2 separate regions of the Homo sapiens genome follow, and region 2 is linked to region 1. A link is a contact called in ENCODE Hi-C data. All regions are on one chromosome and are shown on one strand. Each heading gives the region's core, a stretch centred on a gene start or an enhancer-like site at or near the end of the contact. The rest is flanking DNA. Distances are from core to core; before and after follow the strand shown. Region 1 holds the start of ITPR1 (inositol 1,4,5-trisphosphate receptor type 1). Region 2 holds the start of MTMR14 (myotubularin related protein 14).

Evidence for each region. Hi-C counts contacts between places; a loop is a spot of excess contacts on that map. Pooled maps may share reads with other maps.
Region 2: a loop to region 1 is called in a map of naive thymus-derived CD4-positive, alpha-beta T cell, with 17 times the contacts of the local background. The contact joins the promoter of MTMR14 here to the promoter of ITPR1 in region 1. A Hi-C loop is called at or near these places in 1 of 168 maps with a recorded cell type or tissue (naive thymus-derived CD4-positive, alpha-beta T cell), 1 of 37 single-sample maps with no recorded cell type and 6 of 50 pooled maps.

What each region holds. Positions count from the first base shown.
Region 1 is chr3:4,491,818-4,495,566 of GRCh38, reverse strand. It overlaps ITPR1 (inositol 1,4,5-trisphosphate receptor type 1), which reads right to left and starts at 2,219. Exons shown (of 62, transcript NM_001378452.1): 1 at 1,962-2,219; 2 at 1,061-1,136. ITPR1-DT (ITPR1 divergent transcript) reads left to right here and starts at 2,404. Exons shown (of 2, transcript NR_108075.1): 1 at 2,404-2,783. RefSeq lists silencers at 288-582, 1,881-2,150.
Region 2 is chr3:9,646,929-9,651,212 of GRCh38, reverse strand. It overlaps MTMR14 (myotubularin related protein 14), which reads right to left and starts at 1,708. Exons shown (of 19, transcript NM_001077525.3): 1 at 1,471-1,708. The coding sequence starts at 1,629. RefSeq lists silencers at 1,544-1,643, 1,744-1,853 and enhancers at 1,725-1,894, 1,181-2,076, 1,884-2,113.

The sequences.
Region 1 (3,749 bases), core at 970-3,469:
AACTGGGCCTAATCCTTGGCTCTATGAGCACCCACACAGCCATGTGAGTCAACAGAACTCCAAGAAGAAACTAGAGTTCTCACATCCAAATGCTTCTCACTCCGCCAGTACTCCTGAGGATCTTATCAACAGGAAACAAAAGCACTATACCACTATAATGAAGTGTCTGACTTTTATTTTCTCATTAGAAAAGCCCAAAGATTGTAGCCCAGGGAACAGCTAAATATTTAGAATGTTAAAAAAGTTATTAAGACCCAGCCACCCACCCCCACCTACCTCTGTTACCCTGTTATTTACCATGTTCCTGAACATTTCAGGAGAAAAAACTCCTGATAGCCAAATCTGCAGCAATAGTGATGTACGTGCACCCGTTGAAACCTCCCACTCTTCAAATGCAGTCTGACCATTTTGGGGAAAAAATAGGAACTGTTGTGTTTACAGATAAATGCTGCTCTCAGCTCATATTCCACCACGGGCCCCAAAACAACAGGGACCTGCCAGATTCCTTGACACTCAGGTGGCTTGAGTCAAGGGCTGGATGCTACCACCTTAAGCTTCAATAACTCACTTCCCTTTTTAAAGTTCTAATTCTTTCAACTTGCAGCAACCACTTTCATTTCTTGCAATCCAACCTACTCTGATTAAGCACACGTTCAAAATTAGAAAAGAGTGACTATTTCTTGAAGGAGAGAGGCAGTTAATACTGCTTACACATTTTGGCATATGAAATGCACTGTATCCTTCAGAATTTAAATCATCAGCATGCTTTTCAGACCGGCAATGGGCCGCCGTTTTATTGCTCCATTTAATGGCCTTTTCCCCTCCTCTCTCATAAACTTTCAGGCTCCTTCAATTCTCAGCTACTTCCAAGAAACGGACTGTCCACTGGACCTCTGCTCCCAAAAGCCCTCACCAAAGGCAGAGGCAAATTTTGAAGACTGAGCCACGGAGTTTCTTTTTCTTTCTTACTCCCCACCTCCTTGGCGGTTTAGATAGAACTTAAAATAGGCTTAGGACAAAAACTCATTATTGACTACAGCACTCAGGCTTCCACACTCACCTGACCTGGGTCAGGCACTCTGTTGCCAAAGCAAGCCCAGCGAGGGGTGCAAATCCTGCTCCTCTGTAGTCAGCTCCTAAATATTTAGAAAGAAAGAAGACTGAGTACCAGACCGCGGAAGATGAGCTCTAACAGAAATGCTCCAAATTACAAGTTTCCACCTTCTTTAGCCTCCTTCACTGGGGACAGCCCCCCCGCCCCCAAACTTGGTAGGCAGGTTGGTGGGATCGCTTGGGCGAAGATTCCAGGTAACTACGCTTACTTATTTCCAGGATGTAACTGACAATTGAGACTAGGCACGCACAAACTTCGAACGTGCGGGAGGCTGGAACTAAGGGAAGTGTTTGGCAGATCCCAAAGCACTTGTTTCCCGGCGAGAAGGCCAAGTATCCGAAGCCCGCATCCTCATTGGACATGAGCTTCGTCCACACTTCATCCCTCACCGCTTCTCCGGTTTTCTTCCGTTTTTAAAAACCCTCCCCACGGGGGGCCCCTACACATGCATTATTCTCCCAACCACGGAGCGCAAGAGAGGGATACATTTTTAGAAAGATTATTTCCTTGAGCAGACTCACATATGACACCCCCACAACCTCTCTTCAAAAAAAAAAAAAAAAAAAGAACTATTTCCTGCAGCTGCAGCAACAGTTTCCAACTTGGGGGAATGCCACATCAGACCAGAATGGGGAGCCCCCAAAGCCACGCACTAGAGTAGAGGATATTTGTTTTTTAAGCTTCAAATGAGCTCCCCCCAAAACAACTGCCCGCAGTAAAGGAACCCCCAAATGCATGCCAAGTGCATGCACATCCATCAAGATCTCCCCGAGAGCGGGGCAAAAACTTCTGCGCCCGGGGAGCCAGTGCCAACTCCCCGCGCCCTCTGCCCGGCCCCAGCCGCTACCTTGGTGCCCGGGGAGCCACGCCGGTTTGGGGGAGCAGGGCGAGGAGAGGGGTTAGCAGCCGCTGGGTAATCCCATGTCCGCGAAGAGGGAGCTCGTTCCGTTAGGATGGAAGCGGAACACCCACACCTCCTCTCGGCGTGCGCTTTCTCTCTCTCCACCCCCTGCCTCCTCCTCCACCACCACCTCCTCCTCCTCCTCTCCTCCCACCCCAGCGAGCTTGAGGAAACGCTTCAGCAGCACATCCACATGGTTACTGCACTTTAAAGCGGCTCCGGGTGGCTTATATAGGCCGGGAAGCTCCCTGGGCAATGTAGTCCAAGTAGCGGGTCGTGGCGGCGCCTGAGGCTGCGGGGAGGGACTACAAGTCCCAGAATCCCCTGGGCGCCCGGGCTGGGCCCTAAATAGACGCGTGCGGGGACAGGGGAGGGGCGTCCTGCGAGGCTTTCAGGCTGCTGAGCCTGTTCCTTGGCTGGGGTCGGTAGGGCTTGGAGCCAGCCGTTCAAAGTCACCCCTGGGAAGCGCCCGCAACCCTTGGGGACGCCTCTCCTCCGGCTGCCCCCCTTCCCTGGAATCCAGGTGTCACTGGGGCCGGGGAGGGGCTAGGAGCTCGGATTTCTGCTTTGGGAAGTTTTTACAAGCCCACCCTCCCCCTGCCTTGGTTCCCCGAGCCAAGAATTTCAGAAATCCGGGGCACAAAAACGCCAGTGTTTGCGGTCAAGGATTAAAGGCGCGAGGTGTCTTTATTTAATCTGCTCCGCCCTGCTCGGGTTTGCACGAGAAACCAAGCCTGGGAGCGACGGTCCACGCAAGCGGAGACACAGGCAAGTCGCGTGAGAGCACTTTTCTGAGCCCGAGTTGCTTGTCTTTTATCGCCCGTGAGGAGGTAAAGAAAGGCAGACCTCTCCGGTGCACAAATAAAGGAGCCGTGTTGTGACTTGCCGGCTCTGAGATTGGGAGGCAGAAAATAAATACAAACCGCGACCTCAGTCCTGACCGTACCTCTAGCAGCCCCTCTGCTCCTGGGAGCTGTAAATGCTTAAGTAAATAAACCGCAAACCAGAAAAATAAGGGCTTAGGAAAGAGCCGCTCACACAGAGATGCGCATCCAGGCGGGGCGCTCTCCAAGAGCTCCGAATGGGGCAAGGTGGGTTTCACCCGCTGCCAAGTAATGCCTGGGCTCCCGGGCTACACGCTGCTTAGGGCTCCGGCTTTTGCAAGGAGGGGAAGAGCTAAGCCCGGAGGCAGTCAGCCGACTGCCCTGTCTTGCCTCAAATGACGTATATTCATTCCTCAAACGTTTCCTGAGTGTTTACTAGGTGCCAGGCGCTGGGGCATAGTGGTGAGCCAAACGCATTATAGCATCCCAGACAGGCACTTCCTGACGCCGCCTAAAGATCTGTTATAACAATAGTAATAATAATGATAATAATCAATGGGGAGGCTGATTTTATTGAGCCCAGACCACATGCAGTTTTCATGCGTCATGCTATTGAGTTTTACCAACTGTAGGTATATTTATTATATCTATTTGGCAGGTGCACAATCCAGGGCTCAGAGAAATCAGGTAACTTCCCAAATGACCCCTCGAGTTAAGTGGTACAGCCTGGACTCCCGTTCCAGACTCTACGTGTATGAAACCCTTGTCTTTGGGGAAATCCACCGCCATTGCCTTAAATAGCCTCTCTCCCCATTTAGGAGCAGCCTCTGAGCCCTTGGGCAAGTCATTTTCATCTCTTTGCCCCAGTTTTGCCATCTGAAGGAAATTCTTATTAGAATATGTCTACTTT
Region 2 (4,284 bases), core at 459-2,958, 5.2 Mb before region 1:
GGAGGATCGCTCAAACCCAGGATTTCGAGGCTGCAGTAAGTCATGGTTGCACCACTGCAATCCAGCCTGGGCAGCAGAGCGAGACCCTGTCTCAACACAAAAAACAAAAACAAACAAACAAAAAAGCCAGGCGCGGTGGCTCACGCCTGTATCCCAGCACTTTGGGAGGCTGAGGTAGGCGGATCACCTGAGCTCAGGAGTTCAAGACCAGCCTGGCCAACCTGGGGAAACTCCATCTCTACTAAAAACTACAATAATTAGCTGGGCGTGGTGGTGGGGTCCTGTAATCCCAGCTACTTGGGAAGTTGAGGCAGGGAGAATTGCTTGAACTGGGGAGGCGGAGGATGCAGTAAGCTGAGATTGCGCCACTGCACTCCAGCCTAGGCGACAAAGCGAGACTCCTTCTCAAAAGAAAAAAAAAAAAAAAGCAAATTCCAGGATCCCACCCCCAGAAATTCTGACTTGGTAGGACTGGGTGGGACTAAGGAATCTCTGTTTTCACAAAGTATCCCATAAGCACAAATTTTAAAAGTACCCCAGATGATCATTAAACAGGTGGTCCCCAGACTATACTTGGAAAAATTACTTGGCCATTTGGAGAGTGAGGAAGTCCAATCCTTACTGAAGTCTTCCCTGGGTTACTTCAGAGACTACAAGATGCCAACTACAGAATAGCAACTCACGGTAATCTCTGAGGTCAAATCAGAGTTCTGTGGTGCAGGATGGAACAGAATTCCACTGGAAAACTTGGTGCTAAAGCTGCCAAAACCACGTGGGGGAATGAGATGGCAGGGTCGGCAAGATTCCCACCGCACTGCCAGCCAGTGCTTAGGGTGGGGATGGCCTGAGCTGACAGGAAGCCCTCCAGGTCTGGCGATAAGACGACTGGGTGGAAATCCCAAAGGGAGCAAAAAGAGGAACGGAGACCTGCTTTAGATAAAGGAACTGAAAGGGAGTGTGGGTTGTCTTCCTGCTCTATAGGGGAAGGAAAGGGATGGGCCTAAGTCATGCTGAGACCTTATAAGGGGGCAGCACACTGGGTTCACCTCCTGGCTCCATTCTGACCTCTGACCCCGAGGAATCGTCTCCCTATTTTTCTTAGCTTTTTCTTGGGGCTTTTTCCCTGACACAACTCATCCTACGGCACCTGAAGCAGGGAATAGACCTTCCTTAGGTCCTCCTCTCTGATCTTTGAACCTGGCCCCTCAGCTTGATCTCTCACCTCCAGACCCCTTCTCAAACAAGAAGGACCTCTTTGCTGGGCTCATTCTGACCCCAGTTCCTCCTTTTATGGTTGTCAAGACCGACTCTTATACTCCGGATACAGACCCTGGAGAACTCCTCTCTCTCTCTCCTCTTCCTCAGCGGCGAGGTACCACTCCTACCTTTTTCTGACCCCTGGCCTCAGCCTTTCCTCTGTAACTTCCCAAGTTAGGAGCCTTCCCCAGCTCATCGCACCTCCAATCTCACCTTAGAGCCGCCGGTCCCGCTGCCATCCTTGGCCCGGTACTGAGTCCGGGAGAACTCCTCCAGCAGCTCCCCAAGCCCCAGCTCCTGAGGCGGCTGGTTGCCTGAAGAGGCCGAGGACCCCGCCGAGGCAGCGGCGGCGGCGGCCCGAGCGCCGGCCATGGCCCAGCCCCGCGTCCCCTCAGTGTGCCTCAAGCGGGCCCATGGCACCTGCCTGCACCCAACTCCGACACTAGAACCTCCGGAACCGCCTCAGCCACCGCCTTCTACTTCCACTTCCACTTCCGGCCCCGCCCCGTCCCGCCGGATGTTTACTCCGACTCTGGCCAATCGGAGCTCTGGACCCGCGCCCCGCCTACGATTACTGGCCCGCCCCCGGCGCAGAGCGATCCTTCTATCCACCAGGGAGGCCACTGGCTGATACCGCGTGATCCGCCCCAAGGGGTTTCCCCCGGGGAAGCCGGGCTCAACCATTGGGCTGCCGGGGGAGGGGGGTAGCAGGAAGGAACCATTGAAAAGAACCAGAGGAAAAGTGGAATCAACAATTACAGGGAAGCCGAGCGTGGTGGCTCACACCTGTCATCCCAGCACTTTGGGGGGCCGAGGCGGGCGGATCACTTGAGGCCAAGAGTTCGAGACCAGGCTGCCAAAATGGTGAAACCGCATCTCTACTAAAAATAAAAAAATTAGCCGGGCATGGTGACACCCACCTGTAATCCCAACTACTTGGGAGGCTGAGGCAGGAGAATCGCTTGAACCCATGAGGCTGAGGTTGCAATGAGCCGAAATCGAACCACTACACTCCAGCCTGGGTGACAGAGCAATACTCTGTCTTAAGAAAAAAAAAAAATTACAGGGCGAGGAGGAGAGAACGCTTGGAGGCAACAAATTAGTACTAGAAACCATAATGGCAGTGGTTACCAATATTAAAACATTTCAGCCGGCCGCGGTGTCTCACGCCTGTAATCCCAGCACTTTGGTAGGCCGAGGCAGGCGGATTATGAAGTGAGGCATTCGAGACCAGCCTGATCAACGCAGTGAAACCCCGTCTCTACTAAAAATACAAAAATTAGCCGCGCGTGGTGGCAGGTGCCTGTAATCCCAGCTACTCGGGAGGCTGAGGCAGGAGAATTGCTTGAACCCGGGAGGCGGAGAGTGAGCCGAGATCGCGCCACTGCACTCCAGCCTGGGTGACAGAATGAGACTCCGTCTCTAAAACAAAAACAAAAACACAACATTTCATAAAACCCTTTCTCCCCCTGCTGCTCACAACATCCCTGTGAGTACAGTGCATTATATCATCAGCCCTATTTTATTGAGGTAGAAACTGGGAGTCAGGGAGGTGAAGCGACTGCCTTGAAATTCTGTGATGAGAAGCCTCTCATTATTATTATTATTAGAATATTTCAGACATTCGCAAAAGTGGAGACAATAGTATAATGAACCCTCATGTACCCATTAACTGGTTTTGAACAATAATCAACATCTGCTTATCTATCCTGTTTAAGCAGTCCCTTCCCATCCAGGGAATTATTTTAAAGCAAATCCCAGACATCACATTATTTCAGCTGTGAATACTTAAGCATTTATCACAACAGATTTGTACTTCAAAAAAAAAATACATAAAAAATATAAGGCTATTAACATGCCTAAGAAAATTAACAATATTCCTTAATGTGGTCTAATACCCAGTCTGAATGAAAGTAATTCGTTTTTGTTAAACTTTTAATAGAAGTATGATATGTACACCAGCGCCCCGGAACCCTCCTCCTGACCACTTTCAGTCACTACCCACTCACCAACAACCACCCACCACCCTGCCCCCCCAACTCCTCCCACCCCCAGTTAATCACTATCCTGGCTTCTAGAGTTTTAATACGGTAGATTGGTTTTTAATTTAATTTAATTTTTTTTTTTTTTTTTTTTTTAGAAACGGTTTCACTCTTGTTGCCTAAGCTGGAGTACAGTGGCATGATCGTGGCTCACTGCAGCCTCCAACTACTGGCCTCAAGCAATCCTCCTGCCTCAGCCTCCCAAGTAGCTGTGACTACAGGCATGTGCCACCACACCCAGCTACTTTTTAAATTTTTTTGTAGATACCGAGTCTCACCATGTTGTCCAGGCGAGTCTCAAACTCCTGGGCTCAAGCAATCCTCCCACGTCTGCCACCCAAAGTGCTGGGATTACAGGTTTGAGCCACTACTCCTGGCCTACTAGATATTTTCTGACAAATCTATATACGCATTTGTCTTAAACACCAAGGAATGAAATGACTGGATTATATGGTGTTAAAGAAAAATTACAGGCCGGGCATGGTGGCTCATGCCTGTAATCCCAGCACTTTGGAAGGCCAAGGTAAACTGATTACCTGAGCCCAGGAGTTCGAGACGAGCCTGGGCAACACGGTGAGACCCCCATCTCTACAAGAAAATCAACCAGGTGTGGTGGCGCACATTGAGAGGCTACTTGGGAGGCTGAGGTGGGAGAGGATCCCTTGAGCCAGGGAGGTTGAGGCTGCAATGAGCTGTGATCATGAAACTGTACTCCAGTCTGGGTGACAGAGCGAGACTCTTGAGACTCTGCCTTAAAAAAAAAAAAAAAAAAGAAAAAAATTATAGGCCATTATTTTGGACAAAGCACCCGCACTAGATCCTAACAAACAAGACTAAGAACCAAAATGGAGTAATTCCTACTAAACTTACATCTTACCAAGCTGAAACTAAATTATCTGACCTTCAGAGAAATCCAGAGAGATAATAGATATTCCCCAAACAGGCCACTTTCAATAAGCATGATAATGAACTTTCCTCTGCCCTT